2 separate regions of the Homo sapiens genome follow, and region 2 is linked to region 1. Evidence: read pairs that join two places in POLR2A ChIA-PET (ENCODE). Cell type or tissue: B cell. All regions are shown on one strand. Each heading gives the region's core, and the rest is flanking DNA. Links, peaks and the distances in the headings are about the cores only.

Region 1 (10,018 bases), core at 3,356-8,355:
TCTTGAGCTCCTGGGCTCAAGCAATCCTCCTGCCTTGGCCTCCCAAAGTGCTGGGATTACAAACGTAAGCCACCACACCCAACCCTAGTCATTATTCTTTTTTTAAGAGTTGCTAATTTTACTTTTCACCTTCATCTGCTTACCCCACAGAATTTTATCCTAATGAAGTATATGTACAGCATAAATTCTTCTGTTGTTTTTGTTGAGATGGAGTTTCGCTCTTGTTGCCCAGGCTGGAGTGCCATGGTGTGATCTCGGCTCACCACAACCTCCGCCTCCTGGGTTCAAGTAATTCTTATGCCTCAGCCTCCCGAAGCTGGGATTACAGGCATGTGCCACCATGCCTGACTAATTTTTTGTATTTTTAGTAGAGACAGGGTTTCTGCATGTTGGTCAGGCTGGTTTTGAACTCCCGACCTCAAGTGATCCACCCGCCTCGGCCTCCCAAAGTGCTGGGATTACAGGCGTGAGCCACCACACCCAGCCAGTATGATCTTGGCTCACTGCAGCCTCCGCCTCCCAGGTTCAAGTGATTCTCCTGCCTCAACCTCCTGAATAGCTGGGACTACAGGTGTGCACCATCATGCCCGGCTGATTTTTGTAATTAGAGATGGGGTTTCACCATGTTGGCCAGGGTGGTTTCGAACTTCTGACCTCAGAAGATATGCCCGCCTCGGCCTTAAAGTGCTAGAATTACAGGTGTGAGCCACTGTGCCCATCCATAAATTCTTTATTGATCCCCCATCATATGCTCCTGTCTCTCACACACAAAATAAAAATTAAAAATTTTTTAAAATTTCTTATAAGTCTTTAAGGGTTCATTATTTTTCTGGACTGAATTTTTATTTCTATTATTAGCATACAAGATTAAAACAAGCCAGGCGCGGTGGCTCATGCCTGTAATCACAGCACTTTGGGAGGCTGAGGTGGGCGGATCACGAGGTCAGGAGTTCAAGACCAGCCTGACCAACATGGCGAAACTCCATCTCTACTAAAAAATACAAAAATTACCCGGGCATGGTGGTGCGTGCCTGTAATCCCAGCTACTCAGGAGGCTGAGGCAGGAGAATTGCTTGAACCCGGGAGGCAGAGGTTGCAGTGAGCCGAGATCATGCCACTGCACTCCAGCCTGGGTGACAAGAGTGAGACTTCATCTCAAAAAAAAAAAAAGATTAAAACAACATGTATCTCAAATGTCATTAAAAATCATAAAAATGTGTCCAGGTGCAGTGGCTTACACCTGTAATCCCAGCACTTTGGGAGGCCAAGGCAGGCAGATCACAAAGTCAGGGGATTGAGACCATCCTGGCTAACACGGTGAAACCCCGTCTCTACTAAAAATACAAAAAATTAGCTGAGCTTGGTGGCAGTTGCCTGTAATCCCAGCTACTCGGGAGGCTGAGGCAGGAGAATCTCTTGAACCTGGGAGGCGGAGGTTGCAGTGAGCCGAGATCATACCATTGCACTCCAGCCTGGGTAACAGAGTAAGACTCCGTCTCAAAAAACAAAATTATAAAAATATGTTGGGCACTTCTCATAATGAGATAGGTAAAACTGATAATTCTTTTCAATTAGTATTATTAGTTGAATATTATTAGGCTAGAAAATACAGTGTTGATCATCAGATCTCCTATTTTTCGTTTTTATTGAGATAACACTAAGAAAAGTTATGTAAGTACTTTGTAATGAAGGATGGTTCTTTAAATTTTGTGTGTGGATGCCGTATTGTTCTATTGTCAACTTGGTCAAGCTAGGTATTTCCCAGAATTCTCCTCCACATATAGAGTTGGCCAAACAGAAACTTGTTTGGAAAGCAGAAGTGAAACAGGGCCGTTATACTTTTGGAAACTCCACAGTCAGATGGAGTGATAAATAAAGGCAGAGGTAACTGGCTCATTCCAGCTTGTACTGACTCTTCTCTGCTTTAGTTCCAGGACTTCTTCCTGTATTACGAGCCTAATGACCAGCAAGGGCCTCACACCCACAGAGGCAACAGCTTCTCAAACTTCTCTATGACTTTCCAACTCCTTGTCCTCAACTCAAGGAGTCAGTTGGCCTTCACTTGGGTTCTCTCTTCCTATGCTGCAAAAGGGAAACTCTCCAGGCAGTCAAGGGGTAATCATAGATTCACTGCCACAATTATGCTGTGAAACATTACATTACCATCATTCTGAAAAGTTCCCTGTGCCCCTTCGCAGCCAGTCCCTTTCCCCAACCCCTGGCCTTTGACAGCCATAATCTGCTTTCTATCACTATAGTTTTGTCTTTTCTAGAATTTCATATGAATGAAATCATATAGTATGTTGTATCTGGCTTCTTTCCATTAGTGTAATGGTTTTGAGATTCATCTATTTTGTTGTATCAGTAGTTTGTAGCTTACTATCCCATTGTATGAATATACTGACATTTGTTTATCCATTTGATGGACATTTGGATTGTTTCCAGGTTGGGCTGCTATGAATATTTGCATGCAACTCTTTCAGGTAAATACCTAGAAAAGGAATTGCTAGGTTTTATGGTGTTTCACTTTTTTTTTTTTTGAGACGGAGTCTTGCTCTGTTGCCCAGGCTGGAGTGCAGTGGCAGTGTTTCACCTTTTAAGAAATTGCTAACCTGCTTCCAAAGTAGTTTTATCATTTTGTATTCCCACCAGCAGTGTATAAGAGTTCTGATTATTCTGCATCCTTGCCAGTACTCCATATTGTCAGTTTTTAAATTTTATTTAGAGACGGAGTTTCGCTTTTGTTGCCGAGGCTGGAGTGCAATGGTGCGATCTCGGCTCACTGCAACCTCCTCCTCCTGAGTTCAAGTGATTCTCCTGCCTCAGCCTCCCAAGTAGCTGGGATTACAGGTGCCCGCCACCACGCCCAGCTAATTTTTTGTATTTTTAGTAGAGATGAGGCTTCACCATGTTGGCCAGGCTGGTCTCGAACTCCTGACCTCAGGTAATCCACCCACCTTGGCCTCCCAAAGTACTGGGATTACAGGTATGAGCCACCGCACCCGGCCTTATAGTAATACTTCATTGTGTTTTTTCTTTTGGTTGTTTTTGTTTTGTTTTGTTTTTTTGAGATGGAGTCTTGCTCTGTTGCCCAGGCTGGAGTGCAATGGTACGATCTCAGCTCACTGCAACTTCCACCTTCCGGGTTCAAGTGATTCTCCTACCTCAGCCTCCCAAGTAGCTGGGATTGCAGGCATGTGCCACCACACCCAGCTAATTTTTATATTTTTGGTAGAGACAGGGTTTCGCCATGTTGGCCAGACTGGTCTCGAACTCCTAACCTCAGGTAATCCTCCACCTGCTTCAGCCTCCCAAAGTGCTGGGATTACAGGCGTGAGCCACTGTGCCTGGCCTCATTGTGATTTTAATTTGTACTTCTTTGTTGAGTAGTCTTGTTAAGCATTTTTTCATGTGCTTATTGACCATTTGTTTCTCTTTTATGACTTGTTTTTTGAAATATTTTGCCCGTTTTTAAATTTAAAAAAAATTATTTTTTATTATTTAAATTGTTTATATATTCTGGATACAAGCCCTTTATTCAGATATGTTTTGAAAATATTTTCTCCAGTTCCAGGCTTGCCTTTTCATTGTCTTACTTGTGTCTGAAGAATACAAATATTTGATTTTGATGATGTTCAGTGCATCAAAAAAAAAATTTTAATGGTTTGTGTCCTATCTAAGAAATCTTTGCTTATCCAAACATAACAGAGGTCTATGTTTTCCTTTAGAAATGTTATGGTTTTCATTTTTACACTTATATCAATGATACATATTGAGCTAATTTTTATATATGATATCAGGTAAGGATAGGGGTTCATTTTTTCCCCATATAGATATCACGTTGCTGTAACATAATTTGTTGAAAAGATTATCTTTTTCTCCCCATTCTAAAGGCCTTTGCACTGTGTTGAAACCCAGTTCACCATATATGTGTGGGCCTACTTCTAGACTCTGTTTCATTGATCTATATGTCCTTATGCCAGTTTCACCCTATCTTGATTAGTGTAGCTAATAAAGTAATTAGTGTAGCTATAAAGTAAGTACTGAAATCAATTAAATATAAGTCCTCCAACCTGGTTTTTTGTTTTGCAACGTTTTTTGCCTGTTCTGAGTCCCTTGTGTTCCCATATACATTTTAGAGTCACCTTGTCAATTTCTACCCCAAAAAAATGCCTGATCAGATTTTGATTGGGACTGCATTGAATCTTTAATTTGGGGAGAATTGATGTCTTAGCAATATGGAGTCTTCCCAATTCATGAACATAGCATATCTCTTATTTATTTATTCCTCCATTTAACTTTCTCAGCCATTTTTTTAGCTTTAGTGTATAGGTCTTGCATGATTTTGTTTAATTTATCCTTAAGTGTTTTTCTGATTTTTGGTCCCGTTGCAAGTGGTATTTTAAATTTTTCAATTTCCAATACTTCAATACTAGTATATAGAAATATAAAAGGTTTTTTTTGTTTGTTTGTTTGTTTGTTTTTTGAGACAGAGTTTTGCCCAGGCTGGAGTGCAACGGAGGAGATTTCAGCTCACCTCAACCTCCACCTCTCGGATTCAAGCGATTTTCCTCCCTCAGACTCCTGAGTAGCTGGGATTACAGGCATGTGCCACCACACCCGGCTAGTTTTGTATTTTTCAGTAGAGACAGAGTTTCTCCATGTTGGTCAGGCTGGTCTCGAACTCCTGACCTCAGGTGATCCGCCCGCCTTGGCCTCCCACAGTGCTGGGATTATAGGTGTGAGCCACTGTGCCCAGCTGAAATATAATAGTTTTTATGTTGACTTTGTATTCCACAATCTTTATTTCTTTTATTTATTTATTTATTTATTTATTTATGTATTTATTTATTTATTTTGAGACAGGGTCTCACTCTGTCACCCAGACTGGAGTGCAATGGCACGATCTCAGCTCACCGCAAACTCTGCCTCCCAGGCTCAAGCGATTCTCCTGCCTCAGCCTCCTGAGTAGCTGGGATTACAGGCATGTGCCACCATGCCCGGCTAATTTTTGTATTTTTGGTAGAGACAGGGTTTCACCATATGGGCCATGCTGGTCTCGAACTCCTGACCTCAAATGATCCACCTGCCTCAGCCTCTCAATGTGCTGGGATTACAGGTGTGAGCTACTGCGCCCAGCTGTCCCACAATCTTTCTATTAGTTCTAATAGCTTATTTTGATAAATTCCTTAGAGTTTTTTATATACACAATTATGTTTTCTGCAAATAAAGACAATTTTCCTTCTTCCTTTCCAGTCTGTATGTATGAGTCCATTTTCTGTTGCTTATAACAGAATACCTGAAGTTGGGTGATTTATAGAGAAAAAGAAGGTGATGGTGACACTAAAAGCTTAGACTTCACCACTATGCAGTATATTCATGTGACTCAACTGCACTTGTATCCCTTATATTTATACACATTTTTAAAGGGAAAAAAAGAAAAAAGATTTGTTTCTTATAGTTATGGAGTTCTCAGAAGTCCAAGGTTGAGGGGGCATATCTGGTGAGAGCCTTCTTGTTGATGGGGACTCTACCGAGTCCTGAGGTGGCCACAGGGTGTCCCATGGCAAGGGGGCTGAACGTACTAATGTGCTATGCTCACGTCTCTCTTCCTCTTATAAAGTCACTAGTTTCACTCTGATGATAACCCATTAATTCATTAACCCTTTAATATACTGATCTATGAATTAATCTATTCATGGGGGTAGAACCCTCTTGATCCAATCACCCTCAAAGGCCCCACCTCTCAACACTGCCACATTGGGGATCAAGTTTCAACATGAGTTTTGGAGAGGACATTCAAGCCATAGCACTGTACTTGTTTCTTTTTCTTGCTTTATTTCACTGACTAGAACCTTCAATACAATGTTGGATAGAAGTAGTGAGAGTAGACACCCTTCACTTGTTCCCAGTTTTAATGACAAAGCATTCAAACTTTTACCCTTTTCCAATCATGTTTCTCTAATGTAGAGCTACAACTCTGACCATCTCTCCTTCTAGGTAAAATGAGCAACCACATGCACCAATCAAAGTTTTGCCCACTCGGAAGATTTCCTTTGACCACTGTTCTCAGGACCACCTTGAGTGGGGTTATAACAATATGTGATGCAGAAACATCTGTAACAAGGAACCAGACTTGAATTTTTTTTTTTTTTCCTTAGGCAGGGTCTCACTGTCGCCCAGGCTGAAGTGCAGTGGCACGATCACCACTGCACTTCAGCCTCAACCTCCTAGGCCCCAGTGGTCCTCCTGCTTCAGCCTCCCAAGTAGCTGGGATCACAGGTGCATGCCACTGCACCCGGCTATTATTATTATTATTATTATTATTATTATTTTGTATAGGTGGGATCTTACCATGTTGCTCAGGCTGTTCTCGAACTACTGGGCTCAAGCAGTCCTTCCGGCTGGGCCTCCCAAAGTGCTGAGATTATAAAATGTAAGCCACCGTGCCCAGCCAGACTTGAATTTTTTTTTTTAATTTTTACCTCCTTGGTCAACTGGTGATAGGTGATTTCCCATGAGGCCATAGATGTGGGTTGAGAGAGAATAGGCAATGTAGCAGGAGTAGTTACTCAGAGAACTTGCTTCTGCATTTAGGACCTGCTCAGACCCAATCTCATTTATACCATTTCCATTTCATAATGACTCCATCATTAAGTAGATGGAGTGCAACTTTCTGGCTTGATGAGTCATATAATACCCAATTTAATTTATCATTAATAAATAATGATATTTAGGCTTAGCTCAGGACACTTGATAATTTGGTGGCCCACAGCCAAGGGCTTTAGTGTCCACTAGGGCCAAGTGACATGCTCGAAGCTGTATCTCAAAAGGAGAATAGTTACCTGCAGAAGATAGTATTGTGTTTCTTCTGATTTCATCTTGAGGCCTCTTTCTGGAGAGTGGCTGTAAACTCTAGCCCTGTCCTGACTCCAGGGCCCCAGGAGAGCTGGCCATGGATGTTTGCAGTGCGCCATTGACAGGATACTTCATTATCTGGCAGATGGCCTAATTCCTAAGTGTCAGACCCATGACCAGGTGTCCGTCTCACAGGAAACTTGTTGATACTGGCAGACACCTGTGTGGCTCTTGTCTGACTTGTGTCCAGTTTATTCCTACCAAGATAGCCACTCTGTAGGAGAACCCTCTATGGAATGAGAGTTGGGTTCAGGTATGATGGTCAGGTGAGTTGCAGAGGAGGCAACACAGCAAAACACATGAAGTAACAGAAGCAGTGTATTGCTTACAGAGCTCTTACAGAGAAGAGGGCAGCACGCCTCTCAGGGCCAGTGGGGAGAGAGCTGGCCAGGACACACGTGCTTAGCTGGGGAGCAGGGAATGAGAGAGAAAGCAAGGGGCCTGAGGGCTAATGTCTGTATTGGGTCCAGGCCATTACCCAAGCAGGTTTCCTGAGAGGAGTTTTTGTTTTTTTTGTTTGTTTGTTTGTTTTTGGTGGGGGGGGGGTTGGTTTTTGGTTTTGTTTTTTTTGTTGTTGTTTTTTTTTTGAGACAGAGTCTCACCCTGTCACCTAGGCTGGAAGGCAGTGGTGCAATCTTGGCTCACTGCAACCTCCGCCTTGCAGGGTCAAGTGATTCTCATGCCTCTGCCTCCCGAGTAGCTGGGATTACAGGTGCCCACCACCACACCTGGCTAATTTGTGTATTTTTAGTAGAGACATGGTTTTGCCATGTTCCCCAGGCTGGTCTCAAACTCCTGACCTCAGGTGATCCTCCTGCCTCGGCCTCCCAAAGTGCTGGGATTACAGGCATGAGCTGCCATGCCCAGCGGGTTTTTGGTTTTTTGAAATGGTCTCATTCTGTTGCCCAGGCTGGAGTGCACTGGCGCTATCACAGCTCACTGCACCCTCTACCTCTCAGGCTCAAGCAGTCCTCCCACCTCAGCCTCCTAAATATCTGGGATCACAGGAGTGCGCCACCATGCCTAGCTAATTTTTAAATTATTTTTGGTAGAGACAAGGTCTCGCTATGTTGCCCAGGCTGTCTCAAACTCCTTGTCTCAAGCAGTCCTCCCACCTTGGCCACTCACAGTGTTGGGATTACAGGCGTGAGCCACTGCATCCGATAGGAGTTCTAACTGGTAAGTTTAGAGCAAGCAGGCACAAGTATCATGGGGTCATGCTGTGACTCAGAGGTGGTCACTGCAGCATGTCTGGGCAGTCCATGTGGGGCGAGGGGGTTGGAGCAAGTCACATATGTAGTATCTAGGTGTCCACAGGGAAGTGGTCATCAGGAGGTGGTTGTATAAGGCAGGTATCTAGATTGATCACACTGAGGAGCTAGGAGGAGGTGGAGAACTGGACAATGTGTCAAGGGTGACTGAGTCCTGCTTTTTATATGAGAAAGGCTAACCTGTATTTAAAACAGATGCTGAGACAACATACAATTATAAAAATTTCGCCAGGTGCAATGGCTCATGCCTGTAATCCCCACCCTTTGGGAGGCCAAAGCTGGAGGATCACTTAAGCCCAGAAGTGTGAAACCAGTCTGGGCAACATAGCAAGACATTGTCTCTACAAAAAAAAAAATTTTTTAAGTTAGCCAGGCATGGAGGCACACGCCTGTAGTCCCAGCTACGTGGGAGGCTGAGGTGGGAGAATGGCTTGAGCCCAGGAGATCGAGGGTGCAGAGAGCCATGCTTGCACCACTGCAGTCCAGCCTGGTGAGACAAAGTGAGACCCTATCTCAGAAAAAGAAAAGAAAATATCCTGAGTTGCAAATGCCCTGAATACACCTAACCTACAGGACATCATAGCTTAGCCTAGCCTACCTCAAACATGCCCAGAACACTTACATTGGCCTACAGTTGGGCAAAGTGATCCGTCCATACAGCCCACTGTAGAATATTGGTCATCCAGCCTAGTGATCCTGTGGCTGGCAGAGCTGCACTCACTGCTGCTGCCCAGCATCACGAGAGAGCATCGCACCACATATCACTCACCTAGGGAAAGATCAAAATCCAGCATTCGAAATACAGCTTCTACTGAATGCACATCGCTTTCGCATCATTGCTGAAGTAAAAAAAATTAAGTTGAACCTTCATAAGTCAGGAACTGTCATGACAATGTCATCTTTTCTTCTGGGCCCCACTCAAAACTGATAGCCTTTTAAGTTATTCAGAAAATGGGTCAGAGAAGAACATTGAAATGAGGTATACATTGCCTTCAAAATCCAAAACCACTGGGCATTGTGCCTCTTAGTGGTAGTAGGGCCCAGCTTAACATGCCCCAGACCGTTAGGCCCCCCAGAAGGTTCACTGAATGTTTGTGGGATTTATTTCCCACCCTCTGGCATACATATATCTCGTCAAGGTGGCTAGAATAGTTACTACTTCTAATCAGCATATTATCAACACATTAGATGAATGTGATGTCCTGTGGAGTAGAGAAGAGGACAAGGTCTCCACAAACTAGATGATGACAGATGACTGCGAATTGATACAGTCCTGAGTTTGGATAACGAATAGGTATTGCTAGCCCTGTCAGCTCAAAGCAAACTGCTTTTGATGGTCTTTACTAAAAATTGCTGAGGAAAAAAGCATTCATCAGATCAATAGCTGCATACTTTGCTCCAAGGGATGCATTGATTTGCTTCATGAATGAAGGCACACCTAGAATAGCAGCTGCAATTGGAGTCACAACCTAATTGAGTTTATAATAATCCACGCCATTCTCTTGGATCCATCTTGGATCTGCACAGGCTAGAGAGCTAAGCTGAATGGAAATCATCAGCTCTGTGTCTTTCAGATCATTGATTAGTGGTGGAACTAATTTCTGCAATCTCTCCAGGAATGCAGTGCTGCTTTTGGCTCACTGCTTTTATAGGTAGAGGCTAACATTTATATGGTTTGTCTTTTTTTTTTTTTTTTTGAATAGAGTTTCGCTCTTTTTGCCCAGGCTAGAGTGCAATGGCACTATCTCAGCTCACTGCAACCTCTGCCTCCCGGGTTCAAGCAATTCTCCTGCCTCAGCCTCCCAAGTAGCTAGGATTTCAGGCATGTA
Region 2 (10,018 bases), core at 2,793-7,792, 220 kb before region 1:
CACAGTTCTTGAATAGTCTGTTTCACTTTTTCAGTCTCTTTGTTCTTTGCTTTTCTGTCCTGGAAGTTTCTATTGATATATCCTCAAGCTTAGAGATTCTCTCTTCAGCCATGTCCATTACACTCATGGGCCTATCAAAGGTATTTTTCATCACTAGGACAGTGTTTCTCATCTCTAGCTTTTCTTTTTATTCTTTCTTAGGATTTCCATCTCTCTGCTTCGCGGGTTCTTGCATGCTGTCTACTTTATTCATTAGAGCCCTTAGTATATTAGTTATAGTTGTTTTAAATTCCCAGTCTGATAAATCTAACACTCCTGCCATATCTGAGTCTGGGTCTGATGCTTGCTCTTTTTCTTCAAACTTTGTGTTTTGCCTTTTAGTATGACTTGTAATTTTTTTCTTGACATCAGACATGAGGTACTGGGTAAGAGGAACTGCAGTTAGTAGGCCCTATAGTAATGTCGTAGTAAGGTGGCAAAGGACAGAAAAGTGATCACAGTCCTATGATTAGGTCTCAGCCTTTTAGTGATCCTCTGTCTCTGAAATGTTAACTTCACAAGTGCTTCTTGGTTTTCCCCCTTTGGATGGAACAGGACAGTTAGAGCTCTGTATACACCTAAAAAGCATAAGCAAATATTGAACTTTAGCCAATGTGTGCATGTTGAAATGTTTGAGGGGGGCAGGGAAAGTGTACTGATGTCTATAACTTACTTTGAAAGTCATCAAAAGACAAGATGGATTGATAGACAGGTGGAAGGATAGATGTACATGTGATAAGGAAACTATAGTAAAACATAAATTGTAAGGTCTAGGTGGTGAGTATACAGGTTTTCATTGTACTTTTTTTCCAACTTTTTTGTATGTTTGAAAATTTCATAATACAATGTTCAAAAAATAAGCCCAACAGCCTAAGGAGATAGGTCAGAGTCAGTAGGATGAAATTTAATGTCAGTGAAGGGCAAGTGGTCTCTTCAGGTGTAGATGCTCTTTTGCTTAGGTGAAGAATGAGGAAGTCATTTTCTGTCAGCTCTTCATATACATAAGGAATGGGTTGCACTCAAGGTAATTATCATGTTCTTCTGTAAGAGATGCTGAACTCATAGATGTTTCCGTAATCTCTGGACAAGGAATTGGGCATGCTATCCTACTCCAGGCCATTCACATCCTCTTAAGGTGAGATATCCCACTTTCTAAGAGACTTTGGCAAATGAGTCATATCAGTCAGGATGGGCTGAGTTTTGCTGCAATAACAAAAGACTCCCAAATCTCAGTGTCATCTCCCTCATATTCCACATCCGATGTGAGTTGGCTGTGGCTCGATCCATGTCGTTTTTACTCTGGGACACAAGCTGACAGAGTGGTTCTTATTTAGAGCATTCTATCTAGTAGCAGAGGGAAAAGAGACATGGCAAACACAGGCAGGCTTTTACAGAAGCCTTGTAAGGGGTCTATGATGCTCCTGCCCACATAGCATCGGCCAAAACAAGTCTGATGGCCAGGCCTTAGTTCAGCTAGATGTGAACACCCCATCCTCCAGCAGGAGGAGGCACAGCTGGTGATGACCAACGGTGACTGAATCTACCCCAAGGAGATTATCAGAATGATGTGAGGTCTAAGAAAGGTGAGGGAAGTAGGGGAGAGGTGGCAGAGGAATGACATGCTGGTTTTATTCAAACATTTTAGAAAATGCAAGACAAGATGTGCTCTGCACAGCTCCAGGGGCAAGCTGAAGACATTTCTACCAGCTAGGAGTCACAGGCTTCAGGTTGTCACAGGAAGCACATTCTGACAGGAAGGACTACCCAGCATTAGGGAACACCGAGGGCACGTTGTTACCTGGGCTGCTCCATGCGCCCAGGACAGTGATGACACTTGAAGACAGAGTTGCCTTCCATTCTCCCCCTCCCCATAAAATACTGGGCCCAGCCGCCCACACAGCAGTGACCTCCCTATCCCTGAAAAAATGTAAGCAGAGCCTGGGTGCTCCTGGACAGAGGGCTGTGGATGGAGCCCCTGCATCGCAGGGTGAGGCCAGACCACAGCAAGCCAGAGGAGGGTGTGTCTAACCCAGGGTACACGTAGGACAGATAACTTGGCAGGGATGCTGTGCTCCTTCTTGCTAACATGTGCCCCTCTCAAGCTGCCAGGAAAAAAAAAAAATCACATAATGAGGTTGCTAAGATCTACAGAAAGAATGAATCTTCTATCCATGAAATTGTGAAGAATGAAAAAGAAATTTGTGCCAGTTTTGCTGTCACACCTCAAAATGCAAAACTTATGGCTACAGTGTGTGAGAAGCGCTTAGTTAGGGTAGAAAAAGCATTAGATTTGTGAGTGGAAGATGTCAACAGAAACGTATTCTGATTGACAGCAACCGTGTAGCACCAGATTAACTTCATCTGGATTAAATTTGTTCACTGGCATCTATGTATAGGAAAAGACGTGGCAGATGTAGGGTTTGGTACTATCTGCAGTTTCAGGCATCTGCTAGGGGTCTTTGAAGATATCCCTCAAGGACACTCCATATAAATGAAATCATCCAATATGTACTCATTTTTAATCTACCCTTTTTCACTCCAAATAATTATCTTGATATATTTCTATGTTGTATCAATAATTTGTCCCTTTTTATTGCTGAGTAGTATTCCCTAGTGTGGCTATACACAGAGTGTTTACACATTCACCTGTTAATGGAAAATTGGGTGGTTTCCAGTTTGGGGATTTTACAAAAAGCCTGCTGTGAACACTTCTGAATACATCTTTGCATGAGCATATTTTTCTTATTTCTCATGTAATTACTATCAAACAAAAATATAAATCTGGATTCCATAAAAAGAGAATTTATTCAAAAGGATTGTTGTGGGGGTTGGGGGGGGACTATTACAATAAGGAGACAGTCTGACGATGTGATCCTCAAGTGTCTCAGAGGTTAGGCAAAGGGCTGACCTTGTATAGGGAGGCGTAAACATGGCTAGAAAGAACTGTTATGGGAAAGTGAGCTGAGCAAGAGTGTCACGATCGAGCAGGTCTTACCCTGCAGACAGCCTGTTCTCAGGAGGGACCCTCAGGAAGGCGGTGGGTTGGCACAAGCTGCGGGTGGGCCAAAGGTCAGGGGCTTGGAGAAGGAGAGAATCTGAACCAAGGTTTGGTTACAGGCATTTTGTTCTTATTGATCTGTGGGGACAAGCAGTCCAGCTAATCATTTATGATGTCAAGAATGGGAATTTAGAGGGTCTGTGTATGGTCTGGTCAGGAGGAGACATTCAGGATTCTTATTCAAGCTATATGGAAAGCCACTGGTTCTTTCCAGTAGGGTGTTTTCTGGAACAAAGGAGTGGAAGGATTCCTTAACCTTCACTATTTCTAGGAGCAAAGGGCTAAGGTACAACTCAATACTGTCAATAGTTAGGATTGAAATGGCTAGGTCATATGGTAGGAGTATGTTTAACTCTTCATACACTGCCAAATGATTTTCAATTGTAGTGATACTATTTTATAATCCCATAAGCAGCGTACAAGAATCCCAGGTCCTCCACATTCTTGTGAATACTTGGTATAATCAGTCTTCTTTGTCCATTCTAGTAGGTGTGAGACGGTGTCACATTGTGCTTGCAATTTGCATATCCTTAATGATTAATGATGTTGAGCATCTTTTCATGTCTTAATTTTCTGTCTGTATATCTTATTTGGTGAAGTGTCTGTTCAAATATTTTGTCCATTTAAAAAATTGAATTGTTTGATTTTATCTATTGATTTTAAGTGCTCTTTCTATATTCTGGATACAAGTCTTTTATCAAATATAGCCTCTGAAGATCTTTTCTTTCAGGCTGTAACTTAGCTTTTCAGAAAGTCTTTGGGAGCTATGGCTTAATGAAACACCTGTGCCAGGTTCTCCTCAGCACATCCCCCTGATCACAGCCACCCCCATAGGCTCTTTTTTTTTTTTTTTTTTTTTTTGAGACGGAGTCTTGCTCTGTCCCCCAGTGGTGTGATCCGGGCTCACTGCAAGCTCCGCCTCCCGGGTTCAGGTCATTCTCCTGCCTCAGCCTCCCGAATAGCTGGGACTACAGGCGCCCGCCAACATGCCCGGCTAATTTTTTGTATTTTTAGTGGAGACGGCGTTTCATAATGTTGGCCAGGATGGTCTCGATCTCCTGACCTCGTGATCCGCCCGCCTTGGCCTCCCAAAGTGCTGGGATTACAGGTGTGAGCCACTGCACCCGGCCATAGGTTCCATTTCTATATCGGTGGTGACCTTCTGTAAGCTAGACTGAAGTCCCAAGCTCCAGACCCACGTCTCCAGCTGCCCACTGTTCAATGCCCTTTGGATGTCCCATGCAAATTGGAGCTCACTGTCATCTCCCCAGACCCGCTGCTCCTCCAGAAGCCCTGTCTCCATGATCAGCCCTGCACCTACCAGGCTAGAGACCCAGGAGTCGGCCTTGTACCTGCTTCCTTCTCACTTCCACCTCCTGTCATCCAGAGCTGTCAGTTCTTCCTCCTGAACATCTATGAACACTCACCTTCTCCGCCAAGCACCGCACCATCATTGTTCTCACCCGCACCACCCACCCAGATACCTTTCCTTAGACAGGTGGCCAGAGAAAAACTTCTCAAATAGAAGTCGGGCCATGGCACGCCACTGAGGACCTTCCAGCGGTCTCCTGTGCACTTAAACAAGGTCCAGACTCCTTCGTGGGACAAGTAAAGCTCTTGATGATCTGGTCCTTGAGTAATGTGGGGGCCTCTTGCCCAGAGCCCCTCATACTCTTCAAAGCCGGCAGCCGAAGAGCTGAGCAGTAGCTGTCTGTGGAGTTCAGCCTCCGCTCCCTGCACGCCTGCCCTCTGCAGGGGATGGAGCACCGTTTCCCCACTTCCCCACCTGCGCCCAGCAGTGCAGGTGAAGGCCTGGCTGCTGGGAGTGGCTGGGAAACGCTGAGCTTTGGGGTCAGGAATGCCAGCTCCACTACTCACCGCCTGTGTCACCCTGGGAAAACAGCTCTGGCCCCAGGTTCTCCATAAGTAAAACAGGGTCACTCATCCCTCCCCTCCTCAACGACATATGTCAGAATCAGAAGCCACAAATCATTCTCTCCCACCCAGCACGCTGCCTTGGTCTCCTAGACCACTTTCCCCAACAATGGGAAAGGCGCCAGGCCCAGAACAGGGCCGAGACCGGATGAGGCCAGCGAAGCGCCCAGGGACAAACTTTCAGGCAGCGCCCACTCTCGGTCTCGGGCAATTGCAGGGTCCCTCCGAGAGCGACCGTCTCCAGAAAACGCGGCCGGCGCCTGCCTATGCCCTGAGCCTGAAGAGCCCCCGGCGCCGCCCGCCCCGCACTGGGCCCGCCCCTCCGGGATTGGTGCCCTGCTAGGGGTGGTTGCCTGTGACGTCACCGGACGCGCCCGCTTCTCGCTGGAGTGCGCACCGAGCGGCAGTGACTTCGCCGCTGCTGTAGTTCCCCGGCTGGATGCGGTGACTGGTGCCAGTGCTCAGGCGCCCGCTGCCCTTGACCTCCCGCCCCGCGAGCCCTAACTCAGCGCAGGAGGACCGGCTGCCGCCGCCGCCGCCGCCAGGTAGACCAGGCCTGGCTGGGTTAGGCCAGAAGGGTGTCCCTGGCGCAGGTCTCCCGCGGAGGGCAGAACTAGAACCAGGTTCCCGGCCGTTTCCGACCACACGGATGGGGCGGACCCATGTGAGCCCTCACTAATTGCAGGGGACGAAGCTGGGCATATGGGGAAACTGGGGGTTTCCAGGCGAGTGGACGGTGGGATGGGATCCGACGTGCACACCCACGTTTCAGGCTACTGTTTCCACCTCACGTCGCCGCCCCTTTGCTTATGGACTCTTGCAGAGTTGGATTGAGCTCGGACTGTGTGACATAGTGGTTGTTGCAGAAGCCCCAGGGCCACTTTCTGACTAGTACCTTGGGCACCTGACGTCATCCCTTTGAGTCTCAGTGTCCTCTTCTGTAAAGTGAGGGCGCTTTACCTGAGGGGATTGCTGTAAGGTTGGAATGAACCTGCATGTGTGAGTCATGTGGGAAGGGAACAGTCAATGGGGCCTGGGGTTCTCTTGGAGAGCTGGTAACCAGCCTCGTCCCTGAGGCAACAGCCAGAGGGCGCCTGTAGTTTCCCCACGCATGGCTGTTAGCAGGGCCTCTGCAGGATCTCCTGTGGGAGGTCCCTACTTCTCACTACAATCTTTAGGGCCTTTGGAGGATTTCCTATGGAAGGTCCCCACTTCTCACCACAACATTCTGGGTTAAAATGTCCTTGGTAGGAAGATGGGGCTGAAGCTAGATTTTCTTGCTTGCATTACAAGCTTCTGAACCAAGGACTTCAATGTCACCTGGACTTGGATTCACATCCCAGCTCCTTCCCTTCCTAGCTTTAAGACTGTGTAACCTTGGGCAAATCCCTTAACCGCTTTAAGCCTTAACTGTTTCATCTGTAAAATGGGACTAACAGTACCTACCTTCCACAAGCGTCAAGAATTAAATCAGGCCTGGCGCGGTGGCTCACGCCTGTAATACCAACAATTTGGGAGGCCGAGGCAGGCGGATCACAAGGTCAGGAGATCGAGACCGTCCTGGCTAACACAGTGAAACACCGTCTCTACTAAAAATACAAAAATTAGCTGGGCGTGGCGGCGTGCACCTGTAGTCTCAGCTGCTGGGGAGGCTGAGGCAGGAGAATGGCGTGAACCCGGGAAGCAGAGCTTGCAGTGAGCCAAGATCGTGCCACTGCATTCCAGCCTGGGCGACAGAGCGAGACTCCATCTCAAAAAAAAAAAAAAAGAATTAAATCGGACATTGTAGGTAGAGCACTTAATAGTTGGCATTCAGCGGCAGCAGTTACTGTTATGTTAGCATGTGGAGTGTCTGAGTGTGTGCACTTTGGCTCGAACAGCCTTTTGACAGTGGCACAGTTGGTGCTTGTGTAAGATAGCAGGGCAGAGAAGTCAAAACCCTCGGTTTTCTAGTCAAACTGGTGGGCCACAACAGTGGTGACCTAAGTCTAATGAGTCTTTCACTGAACAAGGCAGATTGAATCTCCAGGCGAGGACCAAGAGTCTGGGGCTCAGCTGCCTCAACATTTTTGGGCATAGAAGGCTGTACAATACAAACAGCCTTTGTTGTAAGAGCAAGGAACCATTCAGGGAAGGCACCATGTGGTAAGGAATAGTGGCCAGAATTGGATTCAGAACAAAACAAGAGAATAGTGTTTGTCTTTAAGTGGAGCCTTGGACTCAAAATAGGACCTGAGCTCTGTGGATAATTTCTTTTTTTTTTTTTTTTTTGGAGTTGCTCTGTTGCCCAGGCTGGAGTGTCGTGGCATGTTCTTGGCTCACTACAACCTCTGCCTCCTGTGTTCAAGTGATTCTCGTATCTCAGCTTCCCTAGTAGCTGGGATTACAGGCGCCTGCCACCAGTCCTGGCTAATTTTTTTGCATTTTTAGGGGAGACAGGGTTTCGCCATGTTGGCCAGGCTGGTCTTGAACTCCTGACCTCAAGTGATCCACCCACCTCGAACTCCCAATGTGCTAGGGATTTCAGGTGTGAGCCACTGCGCCTGGCCCTTGTGGATACTTTCTAGGTGATTTGAGGAGGAAAGGCACAGCCATGTCTCCTAAAGTTAACAAGCACTAAGCTTTCCCAAGTAGTGAAATGTCAAGCCTCTGCTTCTGTCACTTATTTGTTCATTCAGCAGAAAGTCACTGAGAGCCTTCTGTACACCAGGCACAGTGCTGGGCAGTGAAAGAGACAGACATGTCCCTGGATCCAGGGAGGAGATGACCAAGTGATGGCTGTCAGGCCCAGACCTTGCTGTTTGTCTGCAGCCTCTTCCCTCAGGCAACTTGTTCTCTATCAGGAGAAATGAAATAATTATTATCTGGAGAGGCAGGTGGGGGCGCTGCTCCTAGAAGACAAGGACAGCCTGGTAGAGGTTCTAGCTTGATCATGTGAGCAGTGGAAACCATTTTAAGTTGGAGGTTAACAGGACCAAAATAGCATTTAAAAAATGGCTTATGGCCACTGTGAAGCCAGTTTCACCAGCATCACTTGCCCATGCTGGGCTGCCACCCAGCTAATTCCTGGTCCTGCTCATTTAGCCCAGCTCAGCTCACATCACTTCCTCCAGAAACTAGACAAGGGTAGAGCCCCTGACCATCTTCACAGCATTAGTCCTGATAGCTGAATCTTACGTCACTTGTTAACATCTGTGACCTGTGCAGGGAGAATGGCAGGGCTGAGTTTCACCTACATTGTTTCCCCAATACCTACAGCAGAGCCAAGCACAGTGGGAACTTTCAGAAAGCACTGGTTGAAGGAACACTGGAATCCCTGGGACTTACTGCGTAGCATGTAGTAGTTGCTCCTGTAGAAAAGTTTCACCTTATGAAGAATAGCAGGTAAAATACAAGCCTGGACCACTTCCCGTGTGGTATGCAGGGAACGGTTGATGGGGCAAAGGGCCTTGGGCTATATAGCCCTAGGAATTTCAGAGATCCTGATGATGGCTCTGGGATCCTCCGTCTCCTGGATCCTGCATTTTTCTCTGCAGGCTCTGATGGTGGTGTCTGGTAGAAGGTTACTCACAGCTCTGCTGCAGGCTCAGAAGTGGCCCTTTCAACCCTCCAGAGACATGAGACTAGTGCAGTTCTGGGCACCCCACCTGGTGGGGCCTCACTTGGGCCTGGAGACAGGGAATGGTAGAGGGATTATCAACCTCAATGCCTTTGACCCCACACTCCCAAAGACAATGACGCAGTTCCTAGAGCAGGGAGAGGCCACCCTCTCAGTGGCAAGAAGGTAAGTAAGTGGGCAGCATCGCCCTGACACAGCTGCCCTGGTCCCCCCACATCCTCCCCGCTCTGGGAAACAGCACCAGCAGGTAGCTCTTTTGCAAGGGAGCAGAGTAACCCCACCTTTCCTTTTCTCCCATTCTCTTAAAAGATCCTTATAAATCTTATATAATAACATCTTCAGTTTTCAGAGGAGAAAACTGAGAGCTAGGGGAGGTGATTAACAATTTGAAGGCCATACATGTGGTGCTGGAACCAGGACTCTATACTTCATCACACTGCCTCCTCTGGGAATGAAGTCCTGGACTGACTGACGGGTCTGGGCCCGGGGGTCCTAAAAGGCATCTTATGCAGCTGGGGGAGTGATATAGACTCCCAGCTCCTACAAGGAGAGAGGACTGCAAGGAGGTTTTCTATAAGACACTTGGTTCCTGGGTTTGGACTAGATTAGGTGAGAGTGTCCCTGAAGCCTGGACTCCTATAGAATCTGGTCTAAGGAGCTGATGAACAATAAATTAAAAATACTTTAAGATGTCATTTTCATCTATTAAAATGGAAAAAAATACAAATGTTTCACAGCTCACAGTATTAACAGTATGTTCCCATATTGCCATAATCTGCAAAGATTGGAAAACTCCATGTCCCTCATTAGGGACTTGGGTATATCTCTATAGAGCAGTAATATGCAGCCACAAGAAATAAAGAGGACACTCTCTATGTATTGTTACATATTGTTAAGCAGAGATCTCCAAAGTCAGTTGTTTTTTTAAAAGATGTGAATAGTATGCTATCATTTGCATACAAAAGGGTGGGAGAAGAATATCCATAGAGTAGCTGCGAAGAGCCAGGGGAACGGGGTAACCGGAAGGGGAAAGGGAAACCTTTCCATGTATTCCAGTTTGTATCTTTTACATGGACATGAGTTACCTAAGGGGGAGAGGAAATCAACACTGGATAAATAAAAGCCCTGCTCTGATAGCAAAGGACAATAGTCAGTGATTTTCACAATGACTCTGATGGTTGATAGAGCTAGGAAATAGATTTCAGAAAGCAAAACCTTTAGCTGCTGCAGGATCTGCCCAGCCTGCCCGGGATTGCCCACCTGTTCCCAGCCAGACCCTCTCACCTGCTCTGGTCTCTACAGAGCCTTGGCTGCCCAGTTGCCAGTCCTACCACGGTCGGAGGTAACCTTCCTGGCTCCAGTCACAT

Evidence for each region. ChIA-PET counts read pairs that join two places held together with the same protein. Peaks named below come from ENCODE experiments on the same cell type or tissue, not always from the same donor. Only the 100,000 strongest peaks of a DNase experiment are listed, where the experiment ranks them.
Region 2: POLR2A ChIA-PET joins it to region 1 with 15 read pairs; 2 of 35 experiments call an interaction of 5 or more read pairs at or near these places.

The regions. Positions count from the first base shown.
Region 1 is chr2:96,223,377-96,233,394 of GRCh38, forward strand. All of the region lies in intron 1 of STARD7-AS1 (STARD7 antisense RNA 1), which reads left to right. Among named protein-coding and RNA genes, the nearest start is that of SNORA112, 14 kb to the left of the region's middle. RefSeq lists an enhancer at 1,735-2,029. In B cell, for the core only: no CTCF peak of the experiment used is centred there; no DNase peak of the experiment used is centred there.
Region 2 is chr2:96,005,156-96,015,173 of GRCh38, forward strand. LOC124900512 (fumarylacetoacetate hydrolase domain-containing protein 2B-like) reads left to right here and starts at 5,589. Exons shown (of 4, transcript XM_047446740.1): 1 at 5,589-8,816; 2 at 9,954-10,018. The coding sequence starts at 8,467. It also overlaps the pseudogene FAHD2CP. RefSeq lists an enhancer at 4,476-5,307 and a silencer at 5,258-5,337. In B cell, for the core only: no CTCF peak of the experiment used is centred there; DNase peaks (open chromatin) are centred at 4,836, 5,359 and 6,091; H3K4me3 peaks cover 767 bases; H3K27ac peaks cover 399 bases.